2 separate regions of the Homo sapiens genome follow, and region 2 is linked to region 1. The links are chromatin loops, found by intact Hi-C in ENCODE. Cell type or tissue: ascending aorta. All regions are shown on one strand. Each heading gives the region's core, and the rest is flanking DNA. Links, peaks and the distances in the headings are about the cores only.

Region 1 (15,234 bases), core at 1,157-9,156:
CCAATGAGGTCACCACTTGCTAATTAGAGGGCAGCCCCTCTCTGTAGGGCCCTCCACATCTCTAGCGCGAGGCCCAGGGCCCCTTGACTAGACTCCCCACCCAAAGACACCTTGGATTGGAGGTGTAGAGAACCAAAACTCTGGCTCCCAAACCCCACCCACCTCTCCTGTCTTCAGACTCTACTCCCTTCAGGAACCCAGAAATCCAGGCTTCTAGCCTACAACTCTGGCCTCACTGAAGTTCCACACCCTTCCCTCTCTAGGATTCAGATCCTCCCAAGTTCTCCAGGACCTCCTCCCTCTACCTACCTCCCACCTGTCCTCAGTGTCTGGGGAACCAGAAGCCTGCCTTTGCAAAACAGTTTCCCATTGATCTGCCTTAGGTTTGACCCAGGCCCAAGGGCAAAGAGCCCATAGTGAGGGGACAGTGTATGTGTCATGACTAGGCAGAAAACAGCTGGTCTGGGAGTGGGAATGCAGGGACTGGCCTAGGGATGGGTGGGGTGCATCAGGCATAACCTTGGGTTGGGGTTACTTTTCAGGCTGGCAGTGATGGGGCCAAGATTGGGAACTGCCCATTCTCCCAGAGACTGTTCATGGTACTGTGGCTCAAGGGAGTCACCTTCAATGTTACCACCGTTGACACCAAAAGGTAGGCCTGCTTATGTTCCTTGAAACACCCCTGGTGTACACATGTGTGCAAACACACACCCACCCGAGTCCTTCTGTCATGAACATTTTTGCCCTCCCCCTGGAGTCCCTTTCTTATCCCACGTCCTCCATTCCCCCTTTCTGGTTCTTCCTGACCCCCATTTCCAGTCCTGATTCCTGATCCTTTCTCCAGGCGGACCGAGACAGTGCAGAAGCTGTGCCCAGGGGGGCAGCTCCCATTCCTGCTGTATGGCACTGAAGTGCACACAGACACCAACAAGATTGAGGAATTTCTGGAGGCAGTGCTGTGCCCTCCCAGGTATAGGGGCACTCAGAAAGTGGAGAGGTGGAGCAGGGAGATTCTGGGAAACAGACAGTTTGCAGAAATGGAAAACAGAGATGGTGGTGGGGCTGGGGCAGGAGAGCTAGCTGAGGTTCCTCCCAGGAAGACATCTTACCTCATTTTTCCCATTGGCTTTCAGGTACCCCAAGCTGGCAGCTCTGAACCCTGAGTCCAACACAGCTGGGCTGGACATATTTGCCAAATTTTCTGCCTACATCAAGAATTCAAACCCAGCACTCAATGACAGTGAGTCTTGTGGGTCAGAGGCCTGGGTCCTGGGAGGAATAGAGAGGACCCAGCGGGTAGGAGACATTAGGGGCACCTGGACGTTCAGATATCAGGGAGATGAAGCAGATGTTCGTAAATTTCCCCCAGCTTCCCATTTTTGCTTTACCTCTATATTTCCCTGCATTTTCATTGGCCAAGACTTTTAAGCTTTTCTCATTTGTTCCCTAGCCTCTTCTGCCCCACTGAGGACGTTAGTTGGCTGCTGGCCTGTTTTCTGGCAGAATAGGGTCATGCTTAAGAACAGTCATCACTCTAGATCCAGACTACCTGAGTACAAATCCAACTAGCCGTATAATTTTGAGCAATCATTTCACCTCTCTGTAAGTCCATTTCCAGATCCACAAAATTAGGATGACAATACCTATTTCATGGGTTGATATAAATTTTTTTTTTTCTTTTTTTTTGAGATGGAGTCTCGTTCTGTCGCCCAGGCTGGAGTGCAGTGGTGCAATCAGCTCACTGCAACCTCTGCCTGCCGGGTTCAAGCAATTCTCCTGCCTCAGCCTCCTGAGTAGCTGGGATTACAGACGTGCATCACCACGCCCAGCTAATTTTTGTATTTTTAGTAGAGACAGGGTTTCACCATGTTGGCCAGGCTGGTCTTGAACTCCCGACCTCAGGTGATCCACCTGCCTCGGCCTCCCAAAGTGCTGGGATTACAGGAGTGAGCCACTGCACCCGGCGATATAAATGAGTTTGTAAAATGTAAAGTGTTCACTTTGGGAGGCCGAGGCTAGCGCACCACCTGAGGTTAGGAGTTGGAGACCAGCCTGGCCAACATGACTGGTCTCTACTGAAAAAAATACAAAAATTAGCCAGTTGTGGTGGCAGGCACCTGTAATCCCAGCTACTCAGGAGGCTGAGGCAGGAGAATCATTTGAATCTAGGAGGCAGAGGTTGCAGTGAGCCGGGATCATGCCACTGCACTCCAGCCTGGGCAACGGAGCAAGACTCCGTCTAACATAAAATAAAATGTAAAGTGCTTAGAATAACACATAGAAAAGTAACTACATGAGTGTTAGCTATTATTATTTTGGACTCACCATTAGTATCCACCCCCAACGGGCCTTTTCGGACTATGTCAATCTTTTCCTGAAGTTCTAATCAGTTCCCTCTCTTGCACAGATCTGGAGAAGGGACTCCTGAAAGCCCTGAAGGTTTTAGACAATTACTTAACATCCCCCCTCCCAGAAGAAGTGGATGAAACCAGTGCTGAAGATGAAGGTGTCTCTCAGAGGAAGTTTTTGGATGGCAACGAGCTCACCCTGGCTGACTGCAACCTGTTGCCAAAGTTACACATAGTACAGGTGTGTGGTTATTGCGGGAGGAGAGGATGACCACTGGAGTGGCCCTTTAAGGAGCTCCCACATGGGCTTCCCCTGACAACCACTCTAAAGACGATTTCTTTCTTAGGGTGGTTTTCATAAATTGCTACCAATGGCAGACCCCACCCCAGTCCTTTGCAGCAGTCATTGCTAACAAGACCACTGCTTGAGATAATTATATTCCATGATGTAAGTCATGGGTGCAAACAGACTAGCAAAGAGGAATACATCCCAGTATTACTTTTGAAGAATGCTCTTCCTGTCTCGGTATCACTGCCAAATTCCCAGATTAGACAGAGCAGGCTTTTCCTAAAGTCAAAGCTTTAACTTTCTTTATAACTTCAGTCTTCACTTCCTCTTGTGGAAGATCAAAACTGCTGGTTCCCATGTTTTTGTCATAGTCTCAAAGCTATGGTTTAGTTTGTGCAACATGGGCCTGACATCAGTCTGCCACACAACTATGTAGTGAACATCTGTGTACTAAGCATTGAAAGATACACAAGTGTATGGTGACTGGGCCTTGCTCTCAAAGGGTTGAAATCTGAGACAATAAAATATTCACATGAAAGTTAAGAATATATGATGAAAAGTCAGATGGGCCGGGCGTGGTGGCTCACGCCTATAATCCCAACACTTTGGGCGGCCAAGGCTGGTGGACCACCTGAGGTTAGGAGTTCGAGACCAGCCTGGCCAACATGGTGAAACCCCATCTCTACTAAAATTACAAAAATTAGCCGCACATGGTGGTGGGCACCTGTAATCACAGCTATTTGGGAGGCTGAGGCAGGAGAATCACTTGAACCCGGGAGGCGGAGGTTGCAGTGAGCCAAGATCGCGCCATTGCACTCCAGCCTGGGTGACAGCAAGACTCCATCTCAAAAAAAAAAAAGTCTGATGAAAAATATAGAGACAAAAGTCACCTGTGTCAGTGCCTGAAGTGGTATAGGGGGAAAAAGTCACTGTGGAAATTCAAGAGGAGAATTTTATAAGTAAATTATATCTCAAGTTTTAAAAACTCAGGAAAAATGGCTGGTTATTAAAAGCCAGGATTTCAGTAAGTGAGAAGGAAGGCTAACGACAGTACAAGACAGTGAGGAGTTGAGCTGGTTTTATCATGTCGGCCTGGGGAGAAGGGAAAGCCAAGGTGGCTTCCCTGGGTCTAACATGTTGGTCCCTCTCCTCTCCCCATCCTCAGGTGGTGTGTAAGAAGTACCGGGGATTCACCATCCCCGAGGCCTTCCGGGGAGTGCATCGGTACTTGAGCAATGCCTACGCCCGGGAAGAATTCGCTTCCACCTGTCCAGATGATGAGGAGATCGAGCTCGCCTATGAGCAAGTGGCAAAGGCCCTCAAATAAGCCCCTCCTGGGACTCCCTCAACCCCCTCCATTTTCTCCACAAAGGCCCTGGTGGTTTCCACATTGCTACCCAATGGACACACTCCAAAATGGCCAGTGGGCAGGGAATCCTGGAGCACTTGTTCCGGGATGGTGTGGTGGAAGAGGGGATGAGGGAAAGAAATGGGGGGCCTGGGTCAGATTTTTATTGTGGGGTGGGATGAGTAGGACAACATATTTCAGTAATAAAATACAGAATAAAAATCAAGTGTTTTTACGCAATGGGGATTTAAAGTGTGGGCGACATGGAATGAGGGGTGGGTCAGTGATCTTGAGCTCAGGGCAGAAGCCAGGAATTAAGAAGGGAAATGTTTGTGGTGGGGCTGCTATGTTTCGTGCCGGTCCGCCGGTCCGCCGTTGCGCTGTTCTGAGGTCTACGAAGCGTTTGCAGCCCCGTCGCCAGGGCCGGCCAGATCTGGGTGGGCCTGGGCAGCGCTCGCTGGGCGGTGCCGATTTCTGGCAAGGGGGGCGCAGTCTGGATGTAATGGGCGAGGCTTAGCAGGGCGGAATGGGCGTGGCCCGAAGAAGCCCCGCCCCGTCCCGCTTAGACAATGCCCCGGAGCCGCCAGACCGTCGCGCCCCTGCCCCATCGTAGTATATGAGCTCGCCTACACAAGGACCCGCGCTAAAAGCCAGAGCTCCCAGTCCCCGAGGCTTGAAGACGGGGACTCCCTTCTCCACCAACTCTGTCCTCGGGGGGTGGGGCCCCAGCCGAGATCACAGCGCGACAGGAGTGGGGGTGGCCGCTGGAGGTGAGTCTTGCGTGGGGGGCCCTGAACCGTGTGGGGGCCGGAGTTTGGGGGTGCCGGGCCCATGCCTGCACCAGACAGAGAGTATGGGGAGCCGGTATTTGGGCGCGGAGCTAGGCGGGGTGGACTTTGGGACATAGACGGGGAACCGGGTCCTGGAGCCGGGAGTAGTGCCAGCGCCCCGGAACCACGCCCCCTGTTACCCCGCCCCTCGCATTTCGTTTTAGACCTCTCCCAGTCCTTCGGGACTCGGTCTGGTTTATACTAGGTCGCGCTAGGGGCAGCGTGACCAGCCAGGGCGGAGAGAGGATGCTTAACTCCTTAGGCTCGAACTCCTCCCTTCCTACCCACCTCTCTCCCTTCTCGTTCGGGTATTCAGGACTTCCATTCCCCAGCCCCTGCCTCTCCAGCTTTCTCCTTCTGTCCCATAACCCCTGCGGGTCGCGGGCTGGACTTCCAGTCCCTGCGGTAGCGAGCAGCTGAGGGTTAAGGGGGCGGGGCTGCTGCATTTTTGGGGAGTGAGCGCATCCTAGTGGCTGCCAAGAGGGGCGCCCGACAGGGACCTCACAAGCCCCCAAGCAGGGGCAACAGGTGTTTTGGAGATTAGAGACCCTAGCCTTGTTCCTCAGGCTCCTCTTAAAGAATCTGACCCCTGAGGGTGCTGGGTAGAGTGAGGTCGACAGGAGCGGAAGGTCTGGAGTGGGTGGGGCGGAGTGGGAGGGACGCCTAGAGATGGCAGGAGGAAGACCTGGGCGCTCTTAACCACCCCCAACGCCCTTGTCTGCATGTCTTTTTCTCTGTCTCCTCCTTTTCTGTTTCTTCTCCCAGACAGGTGAAGAAACAAGAAAACTAAGAAATCCGAGCGGTTGGAGGGGGAGTCTGTGTGGATGGGATGGGGACGCCGGGGGAGGGGCTGGGCCGCTGCTCCCATGCCCTGATCCGGGGAGTCCCAGAGAGCCTGGCGTCGGGGGAAGGTGCGGGGGCTGGCCTTCCCGCTCTGGATCTGGCCAAAGCTCAAAGGGAGCACGGGGTGCTGGGAGGTAAACTGAGGCAACGACTGGGGCTACAGCTGCTAGAACTGCCACCTGAGGAGTCATTGCCGCTGGGACCGCTGCTTGGCGACACGGCCGTGATCCAAGGGGACACGGCCCTAATCACGCGGCCCTGGAGCCCCGCTCGTAGGCCAGAGGTGAGCGCCGTGGCGCGGGTGTGGTATGGGGAAAGGCAGAAGGAACTGGATGTCGGGGCTTTGGGGAAGAATTGAGGATGGGGGTGTCACAGCTCCGTGCCCTCTTCTCCTATCCTAAGGTCGATGGAGTCCGCAAAGCCCTGCAAGACCTGGGGCTCCGAATTGTGGAAATAGGAGACGAGAACGCGACGCTGGATGGCACTGACGTTCTCTTCACCGGTGAGGCTGGGGGGAGGCATAGGTCTTGGCACAGGGAAGTAGAGTTTGGGAGACTCGGCCGTCTGGAGCCTTGTTTCTAACTCACTCCCGCCCTCAAACCTCCGCGGCCTCCCGGACTCAGGCCGGGAGTTTTTCGTAGGCCTCTCCAAATGGACCAATCACCGAGGAGCTGAGATCGTGGCGGACACGTTCCGGGTGCGGAGCGGGACCAGCCTAGGGAGGGAGGGGGTGCAGGTGGGGGTCGGAAGGGCCTGGGCGCCCGCTGAGGAAATGAGAGGCAGAGAGCAGCCTATGTTTGAAGATACCCCATCACCCCTCCCGCGCCCCTGAATACCTCCCTTCGCTCTCCCTAGGACTTCGCCGTCTCCACTGTGCCAGTCTCGGGTCCCTCCCACCTGCGCGGTCTCTGCGGCATGGGGGGACCTCGCACTGTTGTGGCAGGCAGCAGCGACGCTGCCCAAAAGGCTGTCCGGGTGAGGAGGGGGCGGGGCCAACGAAAGTGGGCGCAGTTCTGGGCCCGGGAGGCCGGGAGCTGGGAGGCTTAGGAAATTAGCCCTAACCCCTGCCCTCAATGGGCTGTCCATCTTACATGAAAGAACACAGGAGAAAATAAGAAGTTACAACAGCAGGACTGGGAACAGGGGTGATTAATTTGCTCTTCCGGAGTTTCAGGAAACCCCAAAGGTGGCACCTAAACTGTGACTCTAAGGATGGGTAGGACAGATAGGAGGGGCTGGGGAAGGTAGGGGGTTGAAAATAACTGCATGTGATTCCAAGGTGGAAATTAGCAAAGGTAACTAAAGTACTTAGTGTCTGACATATCGTAAGCTCTATGTGCTTGCTGTCATTATTTTCCACAAATGTCAGTCCGTCCCCAGCCCTTAGTGGTGGTTGAGCAGGCAGACACAGCTGTGGAGAGGTTCTGAGACTCGAACACTTCCTCTTTCCTCTAGGCAATGGCAGTGCTGACAGATCACCCATATGCCTCCCTGACCCTCCCAGATGACGCAGCTGCTGACTGTCTCTTTCTTCGTCCTGGGTTGCCTGGTGTGCCCCCTTTCCTCCTGCACCGTGGAGGTGGGGATCTGCCCAACAGCCAGGAGGTGAGAGAGGGCAGGAACTCCAACACCAAGCACCATCAGAGAAAAGAGTTTCAGGCTTTCCTAGTGGGAGGAAGGAAGGGTACCTTCTCTAGAAGCCTGGGTGGGGCCACTCTGAGCTGGCTGGAAGAGTGGCCTGGCTCAGCCTGAGGTCTCACTCCCCTCTCCCCACTCCATGTCTTCCCTGTGCAGGCACTGCAGAAGCTCTCTGATGTCACCCTGGTACCTGTGTCCTGCTCAGAACTGGAGAAGGCTGGCGCCGGGCTCAGCTCCCTCTGCTTGGTGCTCAGCACACGCCCCCACAGCTGAGGGCCTGGCCTTGGGGTACTGCTGGCCAGGGGTAGGATAGTATAGGAAGTAGAAGGGGAAGGAGGGTTAGATAGAGAATGCTGAATAGGCAGTAGTTGGGAGAGAGCCTCAATATTGGGGGAGGGGAGAGTGTAGGGAAAAGGATCCACTGGGTGAATCCTCCCTCTCAGAACCAATAAAATAGAATTGACCTTTTAGACTGGGCTGTGACTGGTGTCTTACTGGGGCAAAGGGATAGGGCAGGGCTGAAACCTGAGTTTGGGGTCAGTGCAGGGAAGAAGGCCTCTTATTCAAAAATCTTGTTAGGTACTTATCAACTCATTGCCCAACCATGTCATAGGTACTTGAGCACAAGATGAACAAGACAGAATTTCTATCATGGGAAGTGTGTCCAGGGCAGAGAAAAGAGTGTATGGGTGGATTGCTCACTGAATTTATCTAAATGTTAGATGATTCAGAGACTGGTAGATTACCAGTCCACCCCTATTTGATAAAGAAAAAGAAATGACACTTCCAGGGACATTCATTTTCATTCATTCATTTAATGAGGCTTAGCAATGATATCAAAAGGGTCAGTCTCCTGACGTTGGGGAGCTCACAGTACATGCAAATTTCTTACAAATTGAAATACAGGTTGTCATGGAACAATTTACAGAAGGCTGTTTCTATGAGGGAAATAAAGGGGGTGCGCCCTAGGGCATCAAAGTATATGCAAGGGGTGGCCAAGGAGGGTCACCTTCCCAGAAAAGGCCATACTTGAACTAAGGATAAATAAGAATTAGCCAGGCAGATAGTGTGAAGGAGGGAAAGGGGTAATACAGGAAGAAGGAATTGCACTGGGCAAAGACATTTTGGGGCTAGGGAGAATTCTCTAAGGCTGGCATTTTCTAAGATGTGCATGTGGAATGACACAGGTAAGCCTGGAGAGTGGACAAAGTGCTGTAGTACCTTGTATCCAAAGCCAAGGCACGTGGGCACAGAGCTGAAGCTAAGGAGAGTACTTCAGTTCTGTAATAAGGGCTGTCAGGAGCAGTTATCTCTTGAGTAGGATCTCTCTGACTTCAGGGAGGAAAGCAAGGGTAGGAGGATGAGGTGGGGCTATGGGTAATCCAGGAAGGAAGTGAGCAGAGTACATTCACGTGGCAGCGCTGGGCATGGAATACAGTGTGGGTTTGACAGTGATGTTAAGATAGAAAGACTGGACTTCATGGCTCATTGTGTGGGAGTAAGAGAGAAAGGAGGTCTGCGTGACTCCCAGTTTCTGGGTTGGGCAACTGGGTTGTTAAAGAGAATACAGAGGAGAATTAAGTGAGCAGCTTCAGAGATGACAATGAGTTGGGTTTGACATTCAGAGTGCGAAATGCCTGAGGTCAGTCAGGCAGAATGTCTAAGTGGAAGTTTGTTAATCCCAAATCTGAGATCTGAGCCAGAGAGAGTTCTGAGTGTCATTTGCAGAGGAGGGGGCTGAGGACTGACTGTTGATGAGAGTGTCCCAGAAGAAGAGAAAGGGACAAACCTAGAATGGTGGGAAATACTGTAGGGATATGGAGCAAGGAAGAGGAGTCCAAAAAGAAAACACCAGCAACAAAGAAAAACAGCTTAAAGAATCAGGCCGGGCGCGGTGGCTCACACCTGTAATCCTAGCACTTTGGGAGGCCGGGGCGGGTGGATCACGAGGTTAGCAGATCAAGACCATCCTGGCTAACACAGTGAAACCCCGTCTCTACTAAAAATACAAAAAATTAGCTGGGCGTGGTGGCGGGCGCCTGTAGTCCCAGCTACTCAGGAGCCTGAGGCAGGAGAATGGTGTGAACCCGGCAGGCGGAGCTTGCAGTGAGGGAGATGGTGTCACTGCACTCCAGCCTGGGCAACAGAGCGAGACTCCGTCTCAAAAAAAAAAAAAAAAGGAGCTAGGGCTTGATTGGGTATAGAGAGGACACTGGTGGTGAGGGAGACATGGAGGTTATAGGAGAGATGGGAGTAAGTTTAGAAGTAAGACCAGTGGCAGAGACAGCCTGGAACCCAGGTCTCCCAACTCCCAGTCTAGCACTTATTTCTATACCATGGTGCCTTCCTCTTCCAGGTGAGGAACCAAGGAGGGGAGAGGGATTATGGGGAGCTGGGATCCCCTAGCTTGGGAGGTTTGGAGTAAGGGCTTCCCTTCAAACTACAACTGCATAGATGGTGGAGGCATCAGCAGGGTCCGCTGTGGACAGCCGGCGGGGCCTGCTGAGGGCTAGATGGTCCAGATCCGCATAGAGCAGGCTCTGGAGGAGGAAGGGGAGGAAGACAAGATGGTCTCCACAGTCTTCCTTGGGGTTCAGGCCTTTTTTTTTTTGGTCCATTTTCCTCAGAGATTCTGGCTATCCCCTTCCCATCCCCATGCCCTTACCGGTTCCTGGTCCAGGTCCCCTGGAATCTTGGGCTCTTCCTCCTTTACTGGCCTCTGGGGCTCGGTTTTCACAAGTGGAGCTATGTGGGGGGGACAGAGCTGAAGGATGGAGAGAAGGTGACCAACGTGTCTGCTCCCAGCAAGGGCTCAGACTCAGGAATTGAGGGGTGGGGAGTGGGCATGTAGGAGAAAGAAAATGGGGTGGAATTAGTCTCACCAAATCTAGGGAGTGGTCGAATCGGTTGCGGGGGCAGGCGCCTGTAAGGGACATATGAGTCTTTGAGAACCACCAGTCTTGTCTCACTGGTTCTCCTGGGACTCGCCACGCCAAGGACAGCCCAGCAACTTGAAGGCTCAGACCGGAAACAACTTAGACTCTACCCCACCGACAGTCCAGCCCAGGCTCTAACTCTGCTGCACTTCCAGCTCATCTGCTCTGGTGGGGCTCTACTCACCAGTCAGCGGCCTCGCTCCCACCTTTGACCTCTCCCATTCTTCGCCAAGCCAGGACCAGAGCTCTAGGTCTAGCTCTTTCTTTTGCGAAGGTTCTGGTCCTGCCCCTTCCACCTCTGGTCACTCCCCATTTAACGAGGCCGGGTCCCTCCTGCTCACCTGTGCAGCCACCAGACCAGGCCCAAAGCTCCCAGTCCGAGCACCAACCCAGCGCCCAGCAGCGGGATCAGGAGCTGGGGATACACGGACCCTGGGGGAAAGGCGTGGCGGGGAGGGATGCTGAGGTCAGGGGTTTGACGAGGGACAGCCAGCAGTCCCGCTCAAGAACCCCCAGCCAAGGCCCTCTTCCCTCCTCCGGGTATGTGTCGGAGTTAAGTACCCTTGTGCGCACAGGCCTGCACCTACCATGGGTAGGCCCGGGGGCCTTGCAATAGGTCCTGTCCCCCAGCACGTGAAGCACTGTACGGCTCTCGTCCTCGTGGCGGCCCTTGCAGAAAAAAGTGCCCGAGTCCCCCGCGCTCAAGAGGAGCTCCAGCCGCCGGATACCAGAGTCCAGGGAGCGTAGGCGGCCGACGAAAGGCTGGAGGGGAGGCACGGTGGGGGTCCCGCTCGAAGAGGCCCACAGGATCGGTCGGCGTCCTTTGGACAGGCCCTTGCAGGCCGGGAAGCTGGGTGCCCAGACCCAGCGGATGGGATGAGAGACTCCTCCGCAGGAGAGATTCACCCGGTCCCCAGGGCGGCCGTCCAGAGAAGCTAGGAGAGGCCGGAGGCTGTGGTTAGGGCACGTCCACAGGGCAAGACGACCCTCCATCCCGTCTCCTCTTTCTCTTCTCTGTTCTGCACTCCAGCCATCCTGGATCTTCCCACACACAACCCACCCTACTAGGCGGCCCTTATCTTGCTTCAGCCCCTCTGCGTCTATCACAACTCTCCCAGGGATCGCTTACCCCCAGGGTTCCCTTGGGCCCTCGAGAGCAGCAGCGGTAGCAGCTGCAGAAACACAGCCATGGTTAGGATGTGGTGAGGAGAAGCTGCGAGCGAATCAGCGGCGTGGGGCCGGTTGGGGGGGGACCGGAGGGAAGTTAGGCGTGGGGAGAACGGAGGGGCTGGGGGGCTCCGATAAGAGAGGGGGCGGGGCCACCAGCTGCCCAGATCCCTTTGGGAATCCTCGCAGGCAAACTCGGAGTCTTCAAATGGTTCTCACTTAAAATGTGTGCTCGGGCCATTTACACAAATGCTTTGGCCTGCTTAACTTTTCAGGTGCGCCTGTAATCCCAGCTACTTAGGAGGCTGAGGAGGGAGGATCGCTTGAGCTCAGGAGGTCGAGGTTGCAGTGAACTGTGATCAGGCCATTGCACTCCAGCCTGGGCGACAGAGCCAGCCAGACCCTGTCTCAAAAACAACAACAAAAAAAACTCCTGTTTTGTAGGGGATTGTGATAACGAAATAAAGTAATACATGTAAACTGCTTAGAATACATAGGATCACTATGTAAGTGCTTGCCATTATTATTACTATTTCTATTCTTTTTTTTTTTTTTTTTTTTGAGTCAGAGTCTTGCTCTGTGGCCAGGCTGGAGTGCAATCTCGACTCACTGCAGCCTCCGGCTCCTGGATTCAAGTGAGTCTCCTGTCTCAGCCTCCTGAGTAGCTGGAACTACAGGTGCATGCCACCACACCTGACTAATTTTTGTATTTTCAGTAGAGATGGGGTTTCACCATGTTGGCCAGGATGGTCTCGATCTCTTGACCTTGTGATCCACCCACCTCGGCCTCCCAAAGTGCTGAGATTACAGGTGTGAGCCACCACACCCGGCCTACTATTTCTATTCTTATTTTAGCTTCTACCTCACCTCTCTGTGCCCATGCTGTTCCTCCTGGCTTGGTACCCTGCCCAAGTTGGCAGGTTTTGACTGGGGAGGTGCTTTGGAGCAGGTGCACACAGCCACACCTAGGACAATTGCTGCTGCTGGACTGGAGCAACAAGGCCACACCAAGCGCAAGTGGAGCACGGGTGACATCCTGAGAACCTTCATGGGAGCCTGAGGCAGCCCTACTTAGCAGACCTGTGGTGGCTCTCCTGGATGAGTAGCCCCAGCCCCTGCCTCTGCTGCTGTGGCATCACAGAAGCCATCAGTGAGTCACTTATTGCTGAGCAGGCATTGGAAAGACCGAGTGGGGGCTGAATGGAGATTAATTTGACCCATTCCTCCCCCAATTTCCACCAGCATGCCCCTATCAATGCCCAGCAGGGACCCAGGGACCCAAATTCAGCAATTAATTTGGGCCACATCCTTTTGTCCATTTTCCAGGAACCAGCAGAAGCTGCCACCATGGACACTGTAAATCACAGAGGCCTTTGATGATGCTCATTCAGAGGACTGAGCAGCAGGACTCTTAGCTGGGGACCAGGAAGGGCATCTTGGCCTGAAACCAAGAACCACAATGGCATTGGCCACTAGTGGCACCTGCCTTCCCCCATCCCTCTCTCCCATCCCTACTCCCCACTCAGTCCTGCTCAGTGCCTTCCCACCCCTTGTCTTTTCTCTGGTCAGCTGCGTAGTAAGTGAGAAGGGAGGGGCTACCAGAGGCAGGGAAGGGAGGAGCCTTTGGGTTTATAAATTCCAAAAAGGCCACTCAACTCCTAGAGCTGGATCCTTGAAAATCTACTCTATCAGCTGCTGTGGTTGCCACCATTCTCAGGACCCTCGCCATGAAAGCCCTTATGCTGCTCACCCTGTCTGTTCTGCTCTGCTGGGTCTCAGGTGAGCACCTGGGGGCCCCAAAGACCTGGTTTGCCTGGTCAGGACCTTTACACCCTGCTCTACCCACTTCCCGGCCCTACCCACCACTCGGGATCCCAACACCCCCAGCCCCAACTGGCTCAGCTCTCCTGTGCCACCAAGACCAGGCTTCCCTATGACAGCCTCCTTGCTCTATTTCTCAAAAAGCCAGGTCTCCATCCATCCTCCCCACCTCCAAGAAAGACCCATTTCTCTCACCTGCCAGGGCTCTGGGTCCCCTGTTCCCCACTCCAAGGTGTCTCCTCCTTGGAAACTCTGGTATCCAGTTCCCCAACCAGCCCCACTTCAATATGCAACTCTCCAGAGTCTAGCTTACCTGCCTTCTCCTCTATCTGCTGTGCTCAGTAAGGTGTCCTCTCGAAGACCTAGGCATCCAGCCCCAGGCTCCTTTTGTAACCTACCCTCCCCATCTACTCCATCAGGGACTCACATGTTCAGTCTCTCAGCCATGGCCTTTCCTAGATACCCCCTACTCCCCTCCTGGGTTGCATACCTCCTCCCATACAGGGGATACAAACTTTCTAGATGGTTGCAGTGACATCTAAGAGCCTCCATGGAAACAGAGCGTTTTCTTGAGCCTTCTGAAGAGGGGACAACTGGGCCACTTACCTCCAGGGTGAAGTGGATTTCACTGAGGTACACTTACCAGGCTCTTCCACCCTCGGACCCTGCGTCACCAAATCTTGCCTGCCCAAACCTTGAATTAACTGAAGCAGGAAACTTGGGGTGCCACCTTCTGTATCCACCCTCTCCATTTTGATAAGGTGCTAAGATGGAATCTGGTGATCTGTCTCTCAGGTATCATTCCTTTCTGCTGAAGAGCTACTGGGGTGAGAGGATTCTATTCAGGTCTGGTTCCTCTTGCCACACTCTTGCCAGCTCCAGGAGGTGAAGAGTAAATTGTAAATTGCTAAAGCTGGCCACAGATGGCTTTCTCGCCAGCCTCAAGTTCCAAGGCATTTCTGACAGTGTTGTAACCCTCATGATTTTCATTTTTATTATTTCTCCTTCTTTCAAGTTTCCATCTCCTCCTTCACCATCCACATTCTTTCCCCATGGTATCTTCCTCACATTCCATCTATCTCCAGCCCCATGTTTTTCTTCATAGTTCTGTCCCTCTTGACTCACCTCCAAACGGGGTGGAGTGATGGAAGATATGTAGGGCGTGGGCCTTTCACAAAGCAACAGCTCTACCCTTACCTGCCGCCCACTTTCCATTTTCCCTGCATCACTCACCTGCTCTGTGCTTGCTAGACCAAACAGCCAAACAGGTTGGAGCACCTACGGGATGGGCTCTTCTCCACCCTCCACCCCTGCCCCCAGCTCAGCTTATCCCCAGGTAAGTCAGAGACCCCATCACCTCAGCCTGACTTGTGTCTTCCCAGCTGACATTCGCTGTCACTCCTGCTACAAGGTCCCTGTGCTGGGCTGTGTGGACCGGCAGTCCTGCCGCCTGGAGCCAGGACAGCAATGCCTGACAACACATGCATACCTTGGTAACATCCCCTTCCTTAGTGGGGTGAACAGGGAGGTGGGAGCCTCTATGACCAGGACTGAGGCCCAAATGGGTCTAAGACTGAGATGGAGAAGCAGAGGATTATAGCAATGATAATATTTGGCCAAAGATGGTTGTGTGCCAGGCAACATCCTATGTCTTTGCATGCCTTTTTTTCAATTAATGTTCATGACAACCCTGTGATGTGGGTGCTATTATTATACTGAGAAAACGGCCTCAAAAAGAGACAGTAACACAGCCGGGCATGGTGGCTCATGCCTGTAATCCCAGCACTTTGGGAGGCCAAGGTGGTTGGATCACTTGAGGTCAGGAGTTCAAGACCAGCCTGGCCAACATGGTGAAACCCCATTTCTACTAAATATACAAAAATTAGCCAGGCATGGTAGTGGGCGCCTGTAATCCCAGCTACTCGGGAGGCTGAGGCAGGAGAATCGCTTGAACCTGGGAGGCGGAGGTTGCAGTGAGCTGAGATGGCACCACTGCACTCCAGCCTGGGCGAGA
Region 2 (14,704 bases), core at 995-8,994, 220 kb before region 1:
ACTTGTAGCACAACCAAAGAGCATTCTCTCACCTCTGCAAGTATTGGGGTCAGCATAGGGACTCACTCCTCCAGTACAAAGGAACCGAGGGGTGACCACCTCTGAGATGTCCTTGACTTTGTCATAGCCTGGGGCATATTGAGCATCTCTCTCACAGCTGCCTTTCTGTAGGGGAGGTGGGAAGCATGGAGAAGTAATGAACAGAAGTGGCTTAGGAAGGATTGGGGCCTAGAGTGCCTCCTTAGGATGCCCGTTTCTCACCTTATCCCCATTCTTGATGTAGACCTCCTTCCGAGTCAGCTTTTTCTCCTCCTCAGACACAAACAGAGCTTTGATATCCTGTGCAGGGAGCAGCTCTTCCTCTGGACGAATAGACTGCGTCACTTCAGCTGCTCCCACCACTGTCATCTCCCCATTGCCTTTGTCACTCAGTAGATGTCCCCTAAGCCCTTCTAGAGCTAGGTTCTGGGCCAGGCATCATCTCTTCCTATTGCACCTCCCTCTCATGCCCCACTTGTCTCTTGGGATCTCATCCTTATCCTCTTGCCAAGTATGTCTTACTTTGTTGCTGGCAAGTGGTAGTTGGAGGAAGCCTCAAAGCTCGAGTTGTTCCCTCGGTGCAGGGGAGACAAATGGGCCTATAAAGGACAAGGAGAACAGCAAACCAGGCCTGCTCCTCACCCCAGTCCTCCAGCCTTTCCCAGCCTTTCCTCAGGGATCTGGACGCTCTCACCTGATAGTCTGGCCATATTTCAGCTTATTCTTGAGCTTGATCAGGGCAACGTCATAGTCATAAAATTCAGGAATTCCTGCTTCTTTTTTCCCATTAATGTTGTAGTTGGGGTGAAATAGGACTACTTCTATCTCCAGGTCCCGCTTCTCCCCTCCTGAAGTAGGAGAGTAGGTACCACCTCTTTGTGGGCAGCTTCCTGCCTCTGGCCCCGTGTCATTCCTAACTTCACGTCTTCCCCCATCCCTGACTGGTCTGGGGTGCAAGGAATGGGGCTGCATTGAGGATGGGTGGAGTGTAGGATCTGTAGAAAGTGGGAGGTGTTGCCTGGAGAGCATAGGTGCAGCCCAGGACCTTCAGTTGCATCCTTACCTACGCTGACCTTGATTGAGTGTTCCTTGTCATCCACAGTGAAACAATGTGCTGCTGTCAGCACAAAGTACTCAGACACCACAGCCCCCATACAGCTCTCGTGTCCCTTTGAAGGGCGCTGGGGACACAACAGTAGAGAGGGAAAGCTCAACTTTCACAAACCACCATCTCTTATGGCCATTTTTTCCTTCCCCTACTCCCATTTCACCTTGACCTCACCTCCCCCAAGTCCCCACTACTGGGATTCTGTGCTTACAATGACTGAGATCTTGGCCTGCCATGGTTGCTTGTGGTAATCGGTACCCTTCCTGTGTTCCCAAACCATGCCACAGAGACTCAGAGACTGGCTTTCATCTGGCAGAGAAGGAGAATGTGCTGAAAACTCGGAACACTTCATTCCCAAATGGCAGCAGCCTTTTGGGTAGGAGTCTATGGGGAGCAAAGGCCCAAAAGGAGAAAGGGAAAGACCACGGGTATTTGTTTCCTCGTGTTAGGAGAAAACTGCTATGGTGGACTGAAAAGGGAAAGAACTTGGGATCAAGCTGTCAGAGGCCTGGCTGTTTTCAAGCCCACCCTTGTTGCTAACTTGCTGTCCCTTGACCTCCTTTGGCTTCTGTTTCCACGTGTCAAATGTAGGACTATAGAAAGATCTCTGAAGTGCTCAGAGCTCTGTGATTCTAAGGTTAAGTGAACAGTGCCAGGAAACAAGAATAGTGACACTGAGGTAGAGAAGGAGGAATGAAGAAGGCTTTCCAGGCAACTAGAGCTTCAGGTGTAGAGGAAGAATGAATTACTTCAGGGGAACCTGAGGAGAGTTGTGTTCTTTATTCCCTTGTATCTCCCTACCGATCATTTGGTAGAAAACATCTTCCAGGTTTTCCATATCCTTGACTTTGAACACATGTTGCTCATTGTCTTTCTTGGAAGCCAAAGCATTGATGTTCACTTGGTTCACCAAAGGCCCGACCCCAAACACATAGACATCTGAGGGATAAAAAGGAAGGATGAGGGTCCAAGCCCTGAGGAAGTGGGGTGCTGGGTCCTAGGCAGGTTACTCACCCAGATAATCCTCCCTTGGGTTTTTGCGATCCTTGCCAATGTATAGCAAGTCCCGGATCTCATCAATGACAGTAATTGGGTCCCCGCCCATGTTGTGCAATCCTGCAGAAGAGACAGGACCATGAGGGTAGGAGATAAGGAAGATAAACTGGCTAAAGGCAGGGATACACATGGCAGGGTGAGCAAGTTGAGGAAGGGTTAGAGATAGTTGATCACAGGGCTTAGGAAGAATTCCTTATGAAGGGTCACAGGAGAGATGAACAGCCAGCTATGAGTCACATTCAGGGCCCCAACCATGGGTATAGTGTTACAAGTGGACTTAAGGGCCACATGCTGGTCTGAGAAGGTGGGGAGGCTGGGACAGGAGAGAGGTCCCTTCTGACCATCAGTCATGAGGATGATGACATGGCGGGTGCGGTTCCAGCCTTCAGGAGGGACGTCATCTGGCCAGCTCATCATGCTGTACACTGCCTGGAGGGCCTTCTTGGTGTTAGTCCCTGACTTCAACTTGTGGTCTGTGGAGAGGGAAGAGACCATCACCTCACCTGGTCTTCCAAGCCATCTTTTAACCCCAGAGACCAATCTGCAACTGAAATCCCACATCTTTCAACTTTTTAAGTTAATCATCATTACACGGACTTCCCTTTGACCACAAAGTGGCCCTTCCAGCCCCCAACAGGTTCCCACTAACCTCCATTGCCCAACGATCCTGCTGTTCAACTTTTGACTACAAAGTGGTCCTCCCTGTCGCCCTCAAGGTAGTCTCATGACCCCCTCCACCCTGAACCTCCTGACCCCAAAGTGAACCTCCCACCATTCCCTAACCTCTGACCTTCATAATTGATTTCATTGAGCTGCTTCGTGACCCAGTCTGCATTACTGCTGTCTGCTTCAGACACTTTGACCCAAATTTTGGGGTATGTGGCATATGTCACTAGACCATATCTTGGCTTCACACCATAACTTGCCACCTGTGGGTGAGGAGAACAAGGCGCCATGGCATTGAAAATAGAATACTGTGATTGGGAGATTTCAGCGACTTTGCTGGGACAGGGAGGCTCTCAGTAAGAGGCTCAAGGGCTGAGGTTCATGGAGGAATTACCAGTCAAGAAACTGCTTCAAGTAAAAGGGAAGGAGGACAGAATAGGACCTGGAGATTTTCCTGGGGCCCTGTTGTTCAGAGGGGCTGGAATGATCAGGGAGCTAGTCCTGGAAGATCAGCGAGATTCCATTCCCCCGAGTTCAGGGATAGGAGGATTCCACCTTCTCAATTAAGTTGACTAGACACTTTTTGGCTCCTGTGAAGTTGCTGGCCCCAATGCTGTCTGATCCATCTAGCACCAGGTAGATGTTCATGGAGCCTGAAGGGTCCAGGACGATCTTCCGCTTCTGTTGTTCCCCTGGGTGCCAGGAGAGTGGCTCAGGCTCCAGCATTAACAGTTCTGTCCCTTCTCCATTTTCCCCCAGTTCCCTGCCCTGCCTCCCTTCTCTGTCTTCAAACCTGGGCCGTGCCCATCCTCAGCATCGACTCCTTCTATGGTCTCTGTCAGGGAAGACAGGAAAGCTTCGGCCACCTCTTGAGGGGTGTCGTACATGAAGGAGTCTGGGAGAGTCAGAAATGAGGTCAAATGTCTGGGAGTGTCAGGGATACAGTGACCAAAGAGACGGGGGATCATGGGTTTCCAGGGTATAAAAGGCTCAGAAGTGAGATAGTTGTACAGGGAGGTTTAAACAAAGTGAGGAAAGAGCAGGGTTGAGGTGGGGAGAGAAGACAGTAGGATGGAAGACCAGGATCTGACCTGGGGGTACAGGTCAAAGGTCACCTTGGCAGGAAGGCTCCGTCCCGCTCCAAGAGCCACCTTCCTGACACGTTCGCCGCTGGGAGCCACGCAGGGTAAGCCCCCGGCTGCAGTGGTAGGTGACGCTGTCTTCAAGGCGGTACTGGCTGCCCACCTTCCTTGTGCCAATGGGGATGCCCGGGTTGGAGCAGTACCCCGCTGCAGAGGTATGAGACATCGAGGTAAGCACTGAAGCCTGAGGCCCCGTGAGCAAGGTAGAGAGCAAGAGTTACAGTGTCCGGAGCCGAGTGCCCACTCCTCGGGCTGGGCGCCGTCAGGGAGACAGCAATGTAGGGGGAGGGGATGCTTCTCACCTCCGTTGTCACAGATCGCTGTCTGCCCACTCCATCGGCCATTCACTTGGCAGGTGCGATTGGCAGAGCCCCGGAGAGTGTAACCGTCATAGCAGTGGAAAGAGATCTCATCACTCACATTGTAGTAGGGAGACCGGGGCCAGTATTCCCCGTTCTCGAAGTCGTGTGGTCTTGGACAGTGGATTGCTTTGAGAAGGGGGGACAAGTAGAAGTCATCAAGAGGGAAAGGCTGCCTTAGGTGTATCCCTCCTGGTCTCGGAGACCATGTCACTGAGAAACAGCGCATTCCCAGTCCCGCAGAAGCAGCATCTTACCTACTCCTCAACCCATATGGATTTCCACTGCTTCTCCCTCCCCATTTCTGAGTGTTCTCTTGACTTCCAGGGCTGCCTGGAAGCCCAGGGTAAATGCTTAGTAAGGGTTAACTCCGCTTTTTCTTGCCCCCTTTCCGCCTGCCACCCTAAAACTGCTCCTACTCCCGGTCAGCCCACCTTGTCACCCTGCCTAGTCTCATCCTAGTCCTGACCTTGCTGCCGCCTGCCCTGTTTCTGCCTTAGGCCACTGCCCACACTCATTGCCCTCAAACCTCTGCACTCTGCCTTCCTGACAGTCTTTTGGTCTTGAGTCTTCAGGGTGCTCCAGGACCCCGTAGATCTGCAGGTACGTGTCTGCACAGGGTACGGGTAGAAGCCAGAAGGACACACGTACTCCAGTGCCTGGCCCTCTTGGAGAAGTCGGAAGGAGCCGCCTTTGATCTCTACCCCCTCCAGAGAGCAGGATCCCTGGGGCCGGGCCAAAGACCATGGAGTGGTGGTCACACCTGAAGAGAAAGGCTGATGAAGCCTGGCCCCAAAAGGCCAAGGAGGGATGCTGGAGACAGCAGGAAGGGAAGGTTACCCTCGCTTACCTCCAGACAAGAGGCCCAAGATAAAGGGCATCAGGCAGAGTTGGGGGCTGAGATTGCTCCCCATGGCGTTGGAAGGCAGGAGAGAAGCTGGGCCTGGGGCAGGATGGTGTGTCCTGGCTTGCTTTGCTTGTCTGCTTGGCTCAGTGTCCAAGCTGAAACTCCAGACCTAGACCTGGTCACATTCCCTTCCCCTGCTCCCCACCAGCCCCCAGCCTTTTATACAATCTGTGTTCTGGCACCTGCGGCTCGCCCCGCCTGTCCTACCCACATCACTTTCCCGGAACATCCAAGCGGGAGGGCCCCGCTGAGCTGCCAGTCAAGGAAACAGAAACTGCAGAAGTCCCACCCTTTGCTGCCAAAGGTCCAGGACTCTCCCCTTCAGTACCTCCTCTCCGGCCTTAGCTCCTCCCCAGTAAGCCCAAACCACCCACTTAGGGACCAGAAATAAGGATCCAGCTCACTCCCCTGTTGATTGTGTGTTATGGTGCAGAGTCCAGCCACTGTTTGTCCAGTGGGGTCTCTGACCTGCCTTCCTGTAGCTCTTGGAGTCATTCTGGCCTCCCCCTCCCCCAAGGCCAGCCCTACCTGGCCTCCAGATAGAGGCACTGAGAGATGTGGAAACCATTGATTTTTATTAATTTCATAACTGGGAAATTCCATGTGAAAGTGAAACAAGCATGAGTCAAGTCAACCAGGGAAGGAATCTGGGGACAGGCCAAGGAGCGGGAGGTGGGGCAGCGAGGCAGTCCTGCTGGTAGGAGCCCTGAGGATTTCCCAGCTTGTGTGCGCTGCCTCTGGCATCCTAGAGACCCGGATTTACTCAGCTAGGAGAGAGGATGGATCACAGGGTCTAAGGGTGGCCATTCAGAGGTAGAAGATGGAGGGGCGGCAGATTCTGGCAGGGCAGCAGAGGGCTCAGTGGCCATGGCTAGAGGGGTAAAAAATTCAGGACATCCCCCAGGTGCTGCCTCAGCCAGGGCTGCATGCGGAAGAGATTGATGTGAAAGTCTCGTGGCGGCGGGACCTTGCTACGAGGGGCCCTTTTGCGGGAGTTTTTGTCAGCAGAGCCAAGGCAGGGGTTGTAAAGACCCCAGCTCACCAGACCCACCTGGAGAAAAGGAGAGAACTGGCTGGGAGGCTGCCACAGCCCCAACTGTAAGCCCCAACCTCCCTAGATCCCTCAAAGGCCTCCCTCATCCCCCCAACAAGGCTGAGATCCTGTAACCCCTGGGTCCTGCAAGCTTCTACCTTCTCACCTGAAAAAACCTGAATCTCCGCTCAAGGAAAACTGCTCCCCCAGATTCTCCTGCCAGCAAAGGGTGACAGGAGACAGTGTCATCTAGGGCAGTGGACTGGTGTTCTGGCATGCATGCTGGCCACAGAGACACAGGTGGCCTTCCCCTTGGGAATCCAGGCATGGTGAGGGACTCACCCTTGCAGGGACTCTCATCCTCCTGGGTCCCACTGCATAGGAACTGGTCTGTCACCACCTCCCTGACATCTGTCAAGTTGGGGAACATGGTTTTTTCTTGGGAGACAACCTCGGCACAGCTTGTCCACTGCAGCAGGGGTGGAACCAGAGAGAAGGGTAGAATAAGCAGACCCGGGTGGGTGCAGTGGCTCACGCCTGTAATCTCAGCACTTTGGGAGGTTGAGGCAGGCAGATCACTTGAGGTCAGGAGTTCAAGACCATCCTGGCCAACATGGCGAAATCCCGTCTCTACTAAAAATACAAAAATTAGCTGGTGTGGTGGTGGGCACCTGTAATCTCAGCTACTCGGGAGGCTGAAGTAGGAGAATCGCTTGAACCCAGGAGGCAGAAGTTGCAGTGAGCTGAGGTCGTGCCACTGCACTCCAGCCTGGGAGACAGAGCAAGACTCCATCTCAATAACAACAAAAAAAGAATAAGCAGACCCAGGGACACCTAGCAGGTTTGTGAGGCTTGGGAGGAGGGGTGACCCGCGTCAGAGAGAGAAAGCAGCCAGACCTGGAGAAGGAAGAGAGACATTCTGGGAGCTGTCACAGGGGGATCCCAGCATCCCCAACCTGAGACCCTCACCTCCACTCCCATCTTAAGGTTAATGTTCAGTTTGCTCCCATTCAAGGCGACAAAATGAGCAGGAACACTCTGTTTGTTCAGCAGTTCATTCTCTATAGTCAAGAGAAGGGGATGTTGGTGCTGGTCCTTTTACCCAGAATCCAGGTTCCTGGCTTGGGGACTGCAGCCTAGTCCTTGTTATCACCCCCAAACCCCGGCCCCAGCTCTCAAGCACCATAAGTCCCAGCACTCACCATGGTCCCTACAGGTGCTGCCTTGAGGTCTCCGCAGAGCCAGATTGGCCTCCATCGTGCAGGGAAGGCAGATGGGCCTGGGGAGAAGAGCAAGGGTCACACCAGCCTGTCCCCAGTATCTCTTCCAGGGATCTCCAGAGCACTCTTCCCTGCAGGGCACCCTCCCATCCCAGACTCCAGGCACCTGGCATGGGTGGACATCTTTACTTTCTGGGCCAGCTTCAGCAGAGCTATGTCATCACCATAGAACTCCAGGATTCCCTGGTTCTTTTTGGCAAAGACATCAAACCCTGGGGAGATCACCGCCTTCTCAATAAGGAATTCTTTGCCCCACTGGGATTTGGGGTCTCCTGGAAATGATACACTAGATTAGGCTAGACCAGGGCTCCTGCAGGGGCCAGAGGCTGGGTGAGGTGGTAGGATCTGTGGCTTCAGGATCAGGAGGCTGGTGCATCCCCTGCCTTACCCACATTGACCCTCCACAGGGAGTGGTCGTTGCCATCGCGGAAGCAATGAGCTGCTGTCAGGACCCATTGGTCGGAGATGAGGGCCCCCCGGCAGGTCTCTTGGCTCTTGGGCTGCAGGGGAACAGGTGATTTTCAGAGATTGCAGTATGTCTGGCCCATGGCCGCTTTTACCTCTGGAATCCAAGCCCTGCCCCTCCTTCCTGGTACCTTAATAGTGACATGCCAGGGTGTCCTCTCCTGGTCAGAGGCGTTTGCTGACATGTTCCCCACCCCGCAGATGGTGTCTGTGAGCTTGGAGACATCTGTGGGTGTGAGGATCAGATGGGGAAGGAGGCAAGTGAGGGGCACTGTGTCCAGGTTCCCAACACGGGCCTCTGGCGGGCTCCTCACCATCCTCCCCACACCAAGGAGGGCAAAGCTCACTCACCCAGCATATGTTCAAAGACCTGGTGCAGAGCCTTTGTGTCCTGCAGAATGAAGGCATGCCTCTCACCATCCTTCTTGGACCCTAGCTCATTCAGTTCTCTCCAGTCCACATCCAGCTTGCCCACCCCGATGGCATAGATGTCTGGTGGGGAAGAGGGAAATCACCAGACTCCTGTGGCTTTGGGGCTACCCCATGAGACAGGAGGCTGTCATCTGAAACTCACTGTGTCCAATCAAGACCTACATGAGCTGGACCCCTGCGTCCTCCCCACTGCTACCTGTCTGCCTTCATTTCCTGCCACTCCCTGCCCTTCACTCTCCTGCAGCACACAGCCTCTTTGAAGTTCCTCAAATCCATAGGCATGGTCACACCTCAGGCCCTTTGCCCAGCTGTGCCTCTGCCTAGTTCACTCCTCCCCCCCAGACTTCCACATGGCTCACTTTCGTACCTTTTTAAGTCTTGGCTCAAATGTCACCTTCTCAGTGAGGCCTTCCCTGGTCTTCCTGTCTAAAACTGCAATGCCCCAGACAAACTTTCATCCCCACTTTGGGAGGCAAGGTGGGAGGATCCCTTGAAGCCAGAAGTTTGAGACCAGCCTGGGCAACATGGCAACACCCCTTAGCTTGTGTCACCTACCACCTGCTGGGTTCTATGGTTTTCTTATCCTGTTTATTCCCTGTAATGGTGGAATTGTGTCCCCCAGAAAGATGTGTTCGAGTCCTAATCCCCAGTATCTGTGACTTTATTTGGAAAAAGGGTCTTTGCAGATGTAATCAAGTTAAGATTAAGTCATACTAGATTAGGGTGAGCTCTAATCCAATGACTGAGGTCCTTATAAGAAGAGGTAAGCCAGAGCCAGGCGTGGTGGCTCACACCTGTAATCACCAGGAGGCGGTGGTTGTGGTGAGCCAAGATCGCGCCATTGCACTCCAGCCTGGGCAACAAGAGCAAAACCCCGTCTCAAAAAAAAAAAAAGAAGAGGTGAGCCGGGCACGGTGGCTCACACCTGTAATCCCAGCACTCTGGGAGGCTGAGGCGGGCAGATCACGAGGTCAGGAATTCAAGACCAGCCTGACCAACATGGTGAAACCCTGTCTCTACTAAAAATACAAAAATTAGCCAGACATGCTGGCACACACCTGTAATCCCAGCTACTCAGGAGGCTGAGGCAGGAGAATCGCTTGAACCGGGAGGCGGATGTTGCAGTGAGCCGAGATTGCACCACTGCACTCCAGCCTGGGCAACAGAGCAAGACTCCATCTCAAAAAAAAAAAAAAAAAAAAAAGTGAACTGGCTGGGCATGGTGGTGACTCATGCCTGTAATCCCGGCAGTTTTTTTGAGGCGAAGGCAGGCAGATCGCCTTGAGGCCAGGAGTTTAAGACCAGCCTAGCCAACATGGCGAGACCATGTCTCTACTAAAAATACAAAAATTTGCCGGGCATGGTGGCACATGCCTGTAATCCCAGCTTCTTGGGAGACTGAGGCACGAGAATCACCTGAACCCAGGAGGCAGAGGTTACAGTGAGCCGGGATCCCGCCACTGCACTGCAGCCTGGGCTTCTGGGTGACAGAGCGAGACTCTGTCTCAAACAAATGAACAGAAAAAGAAGAAAGGAATTTGGACACAAAGACACAGGTAGTGGGTCTCCTATCTATATAAGAGAACAGCATGTAATGACACAGAGGCACACACAGAAAAGAAGGCGAGTTGAAGACAGAGGCAGAGAATGGGTTTATGCTGCCGCAAGCCAAGGTTGGAGCTGCCGGCAGCCGGAAAAGGCAGGAAAGAATTCTTCCCAAGAGCCTTCTGAGGAAGCACGGCCCTGCCAACACCTTGATTTCAGACTTCTAACCTCCAGAACTGTAAGAAAAAGAAATTCTGTGTTCTAAGCCACCCAGGTTTGTGGTAGTTTGGTAAGTACTTTTAAATGACTGAATGAATAGAAAGAACTCAGAACACAACATGGAAACTAAACCTCAGATCTGGTCTTCCTCTGTAAAAGGTAGCATCTGGGAGAAGGGCCTAAAGCCACGTTTTCCCACTGGAGGCCCTGGACCCACACAACAGGCCGCGCCTGTCCTCCGACTGTGGTGCCAGTCAGAACTGCCCTCAGACAGACCACAGAGTCTACTCCTCTCCCAGCCTTTGCACCCCTTGTGGCCCATTTTTGTTCTCAGAGAGCCCCGCGTTGTGTGTAAAAAGCAAGGTGCTTAGGTGGACCAAGAGATCTTCAGCCAGGAGGCAATCTGGCAATGGCCCAGATAGAAACAGTTACAGTTGGAGCTAGACAACGATCGTGCCTTGTGCGTTTTCTTTGACTATTTTCGTTTGGTTTCCTGCTTATTTTCAATAAAATGTTTTTGTAGCATTTGACCTTGGTCCAGTGATGCTAAGGAGGAAGGGAGTGGGCTTTAAATTTTGTCTTCCTTGGGCCAGAGTTTTAAAGAGGAATCAGCTTACCCCCGAGGGCCAGGTGATGGGGGAGGGGGCAGTGTGAATGGAAAGGAGAGGAGCTAAGGGGAAGATGAAAGGTTGGGGCTCAAAACCAGCTGCCCTCCCTGTCTGAGCATCTCTCTCTCTGAAATTACTTTCTGATCAAAGGTCAGTGCAATTTGTGTTTAGTCTGAACCTGAGGAATTTTTCCTTTAGAGGCTGCAACTGCCAAAGCCTTAGTTAGCCAGCTGTGCTGCTGAAAGAGCAACCACCAGGGACATTCCCCAGAGGGAATCGAGGTCCCTTCTTCCTGGAAAGTTTCCTGAAACATGAGATGCTATGATGATGATGATGATGATAACGACGACGGTCGTGGTCATGGCTAACATATGCTGGGCATTTTTCTATGCCAGGCAGGCAGTGTTTGTCTGAGCATCTTCCCCTGTCAGCTTGTGAGCTGGGTCCTAGTACTACTCCCCTTTTGCAGATGAAGAAACTGCCCATGGCCACAGCCCACTGAAGATGAAACCAAGGTTCTCTGTCTAAAGCTGTTGATTAAAAATAATAATTAAAAAATTAAAAATTGGCCAGGCACAGTGGCTCACGCCTATCTGTAATCCCAGCACCTTGGGAGACCAAGGCAGGCGGATCACTTGAGGCCAGGGGTTTGACACCAGACTGCCAACATGGTGAAACTCTGTCTCTATTAAAAATGCAAAAATGAGCCGGGCATGGTGGCACACACCTGTAATCCCAGCTACTCTGGAGGCTGAGGCAGGAGAATCATTTGAAGCCAGGACGTGGAGGTTGCAGTGAGTTGAGATCGAGTCACTGCACTCCAGCCTGGGCAACACGGCAAGATTCTGTCTCAAAAAAAATTTAAAAATTAATTTTAAAAAATTTGTGAAGACGGGCTGAGCATAGTGGCTCATACCTGTAATCCTACCACTTTGGGAAGCTGAGTTGAGGGGATCACTTGAAACCAGGAATTTGAGGCTGCAGTAAGCTATGATTGCACCACTGCACTTCATGGTGGCATGGTGGACATCGTTACTTTCTGGACCAGCTTCTGGGCCGGCATGGGTGGACATCTTTCCAGGAATATACTCTGAGTGTCAGTGAGACACTGTCTTAAAAAAAAAAAAAAAAAAAAAGAAGGTAAGGTTGAGACCATGGGCAGTAGTTTGACCCCAGGCTCTTCAACATGAGTTGCCTTTGTACAGAACAACGCAGAAATAAAACCATGTGGCTCTGGACCATAGCTAAGATGCTGGGATCCCTGGCTGAAGATCTCATGACCTCTGCAGGAGCAGAACAAATGTGGTGGCAGTGGCAGGGGCTCACCCAGATAGTCATTCCTCTTCTGGTTGATGTTCAGGATCTCTCTGATATGGTCAACAGCTGTCTTGGGAGAGCCACCCATATTGGACTTTCCTAGAACAAAGAGAATAAAGAATTCTTCTAGGTAATATCAGGATTTCCCCAGGCCCTGGAAGAGTAGGAAAGCATTTAGCCTGGGAACCTCAACATTTACATTGCCTGTGAGAGCTTCAAAATATACTTTTAGGCTGGGCATGGTGGCTCACACCTGTAATCCTAGCACTTTGGGAGACCGAAGAAGGCGGATTGCCTGAGCTCAGGAGTTCCAGACCAGCCTGGGCAACATGGTGAAACCCTGTCTCTACTAAAACCACAAAAAATTAGCCAGGTGTGGCCGGGCATGGTGGCTCATGCCTGTAATCCCAGCACTTTGGGAGGCCAAGGCAGGTGGATCACCTGAGGTTGGGAGTTTGAGACCAGCTTGACCAACATGGAGAAACCGCACCTCTACTAAATATACAAAATTAGCCGGGTGTGGTGGCACATGCCTGTAATCCCAGCTACTCAGGAGGCAGGAGAATCGCTTGAACCTGGGAGGCGGAGGTTGCGGTGAGCCGAAATCGCGCCATTGCACTCCAGCCTGGGCAACAAGAGTGAAACTCCATCTCAAAAAATAAAAATAAAAATTAGCCAGGCATGGTGACACATGCCTGTAGTCCCAGCTACTCTGGAGGCTGAGGCACGAGAATTGCTTCAGCCTGGGAGGCAGAGGTTGCAGTGAGCCGAGATCGCACCACTGTAGTCCAGCCTGGGCAATAGAGTGAGACCCTGTCTCAAAAAAATAAATATATATATATATATATGTATGTATACATATATATATATATACATACATATATATATATACACACTTTTACTGAAATGTTCTACATTCCAGGCACCAGGCCAGGTGCTTCCTATACTTTAACTCATTTAATTCTCATGAAACCCCAGGTAGAGTGGGTATCCTCATTTTATATACTAAGTCCTGGAGGAACTGTGTAATTTGGACAATAGCAAGAGGCAAATGACAAGGCCAGATCCACTACAGACTGTTCCTTGCATCCGTGCCCTTCGACATTCCTGCTCAAGAGCCACGTTTCCTCATCTATCTCCAAGTTACCTCCCAGATGGTAACAAGAGCTAACACAGAGCACTTTCACACAGGCAACTTAAATAGCTTTCCATAAAAATTGTGTAAGGAAAGGAGGACAGCCATCATGATCATCATTGCTGTCATTGTGGTTACGGTCATCATCATCAACACTAATTCTATTTATTTATTTATTTTATTTTGAGACAAGGTAGGATCTTGGTCTGTCACCCAGGCTGGAGTGCAGTGGCATGATCTTGGCTCACTGCAACCTCTGCCTCCCAGGTTCAAGCAATTCTCCTGCCTCAGCCTCCCAAGTAGCTGGGATTACAGGCGCCTGCCACCACACCCAGCTAATGGTTTTGTATTTTTAGTAGAGACGGGGTTTCACCATGTTAGCCAGTCTGATCTCAAACTCCTAACCTCAAGTGATCCACCCGCTTTGGCCTCCCAAAGTGCTGGGACTACAGGCATAAGCCACCACACTGGCCCTATTTTATAAATAAGAAACTGGGCCAGGTGTGGTGGCTCATGCCTGTAATCCCAGCACTTTGGGAGGCTGAGGCAGGAGGATTGCTTGAAGCCAGGAGTTTGAGATCAGCTGGGCAACATAGCAAGGCCCCATCTCTAAAAACAAAAACAAAACTGGGGCCCAAAGTGGCAGGCAGAGGGAGAATCAGAATTCAGGGCTTCTGACCCCATATTGGTGCCCCTTCCACTATTCCAGACACACTCAGAGACCATGATACCCACCATCTGTCAGAAGGATGATGGCATGTCGGATTTCCTGCCAGGCCATCGTTTCCATGCCGAGGAGTCGCATTTGGTTGTTCATCATGAGATAGACACTGTTTAAGGCCGCATAGGTGTTAGTCCCAGTTCCATTTTCATGATCTGGAATATGCCAAAAGGAAGGACTCTCTTAGAAACTTCCCACCTACCACCTAGGGGTAGGGAATCACTCTATTCCCCCAATTATTGGAAATGCAATTTTTTTTTTTTTTTTGAGAGAGTCTCGCTCTGCCACCCAGGCTAGAGTATAGTGGCGTGATCTTGGCTGACTGCAACCTCCACCTCCCCAGTTCAAGTGATTCTCATGCCTCAGTCTCCCAAGTAGCTGGGATTACAGGTGCCAGCCACCATGCCCAGCTAATTTTTTGTATTTTTAGTAGAGATGGGGTTTCACCATGTTGGCCAAGCTGGTTTCCTGACCTCAAGTGATCCGCCCATCTCAGCCTCCCAAAGTGCTGGGATTACTACAGGCATGAGCCACTGCACCCGGCCTGGAAATGCAATTTATCGATTGTTTTGATAAACTCAGACATTTGCCATTCAGATAGAGATGTGGCATCATTGCTTGTTCAAACTTTAAAAGCCTTTCCACCTTAGAAATGTTCATTGCATAGGGCCG

What was found. Hi-C counts contacts between places; a loop is a spot of excess contacts. Peaks named below come from ENCODE experiments on the same cell type or tissue, not always from the same donor. Only the 100,000 strongest peaks of a DNase experiment are listed, where the experiment ranks them.
Region 2: a loop joins it to region 1, with 8 times the contacts of the local background. A loop is called at or near these places in 4 of 110 quality-filtered maps.

Annotation. Positions count from the first base shown.
Region 1 is chr6:31,719,572-31,734,805 of GRCh38, reverse strand. MPIG6B (megakaryocyte and platelet inhibitory receptor G6b) reads right to left here and starts at 11,433. Exons shown (of 6, transcript NM_138272.3): 1 at 11,362-11,433; 2 at 10,820-11,167; 3 at 10,574-10,664; 4 at 10,179-10,219; 5 at 9,962-10,041; 6 at 8,092-9,836. The coding sequence starts at 11,422. The coding sequence ends at 9,732. DDAH2 (DDAH family member 2, ADMA-independent) reads left to right here and starts at 5,507. Exons shown (of 6, transcript NM_001303007.2): 1 at 5,507-5,941; 2 at 6,061-6,160; 3 at 6,282-6,355; 4 at 6,514-6,633; 5 at 7,114-7,263; 6 at 7,453-7,766. The coding sequence starts at 5,645. The coding sequence ends at 7,569. It overlaps CLIC1 (chloride intracellular channel 1), which reads left to right. Exons shown (of 6, transcript NM_001288.6): 2 at 543-652; 3 at 845-970; 4 at 1,134-1,240; 5 at 2,408-2,589; 6 at 3,803-4,207. The coding sequence ends at 3,964. It overlaps LY6G6C (lymphocyte antigen 6 family member G6C), which reads left to right and starts at 13,060. Exons shown (of 3, transcript NM_025261.3): 1 at 13,060-13,178; 2 at 14,603-14,713. The coding sequence starts at 13,127. RefSeq lists enhancers at 1-94, 1-968. In ascending aorta, for the core only: a CTCF peak has its summit at 5,296; DNase peaks (open chromatin) are centred at 4,495, 4,955, 6,282 and 7,159; H3K4me3 peaks cover 3,684 bases; H3K27ac peaks cover 5,665 bases.
Region 2 is chr6:31,936,802-31,951,505 of GRCh38, reverse strand. It overlaps C2 (complement C2), which reads right to left. Exons shown (of 18, transcript NM_000063.6): 8 at 14,047-14,187; 9 at 12,186-12,275; 10 at 8,407-8,547; 11 at 8,187-8,281; 12 at 7,979-8,090; 13 at 7,697-7,862; 14 at 7,513-7,589; 15 at 7,280-7,371; 16 at 6,653-6,779; 17 at 6,477-6,526; 18 at 5,834-6,328. The coding sequence ends at 6,149. It overlaps CFB (complement factor B), which reads right to left and starts at 5,411. Exons shown (of 18, transcript NM_001710.6): 1 at 5,221-5,411; 2 at 4,900-5,133; 3 at 4,314-4,499; 4 at 3,985-4,158; 5 at 3,663-3,764; 6 at 3,425-3,561; 7 at 2,994-3,132; 8 at 2,545-2,676; 9 at 2,162-2,263; 10 at 1,949-2,086; 11 at 1,359-1,456; 12 at 1,103-1,220; 13 at 734-887; 14 at 562-638; 2 more. The coding sequence starts at 5,284. It overlaps C2-AS1 (C2 antisense RNA 1), which reads left to right and starts at 9,782. Exons shown (of 3, transcript NR_104191.1): 1 at 9,782-10,321. RefSeq lists an enhancer at 3,681-4,180. In ascending aorta, for the core only: no CTCF peak of the experiment used is centred there; DNase peaks (open chromatin) are centred at 5,555, 5,945 and 6,198; H3K4me3 peaks cover 1,695 bases; H3K27ac peaks cover 2,511 bases.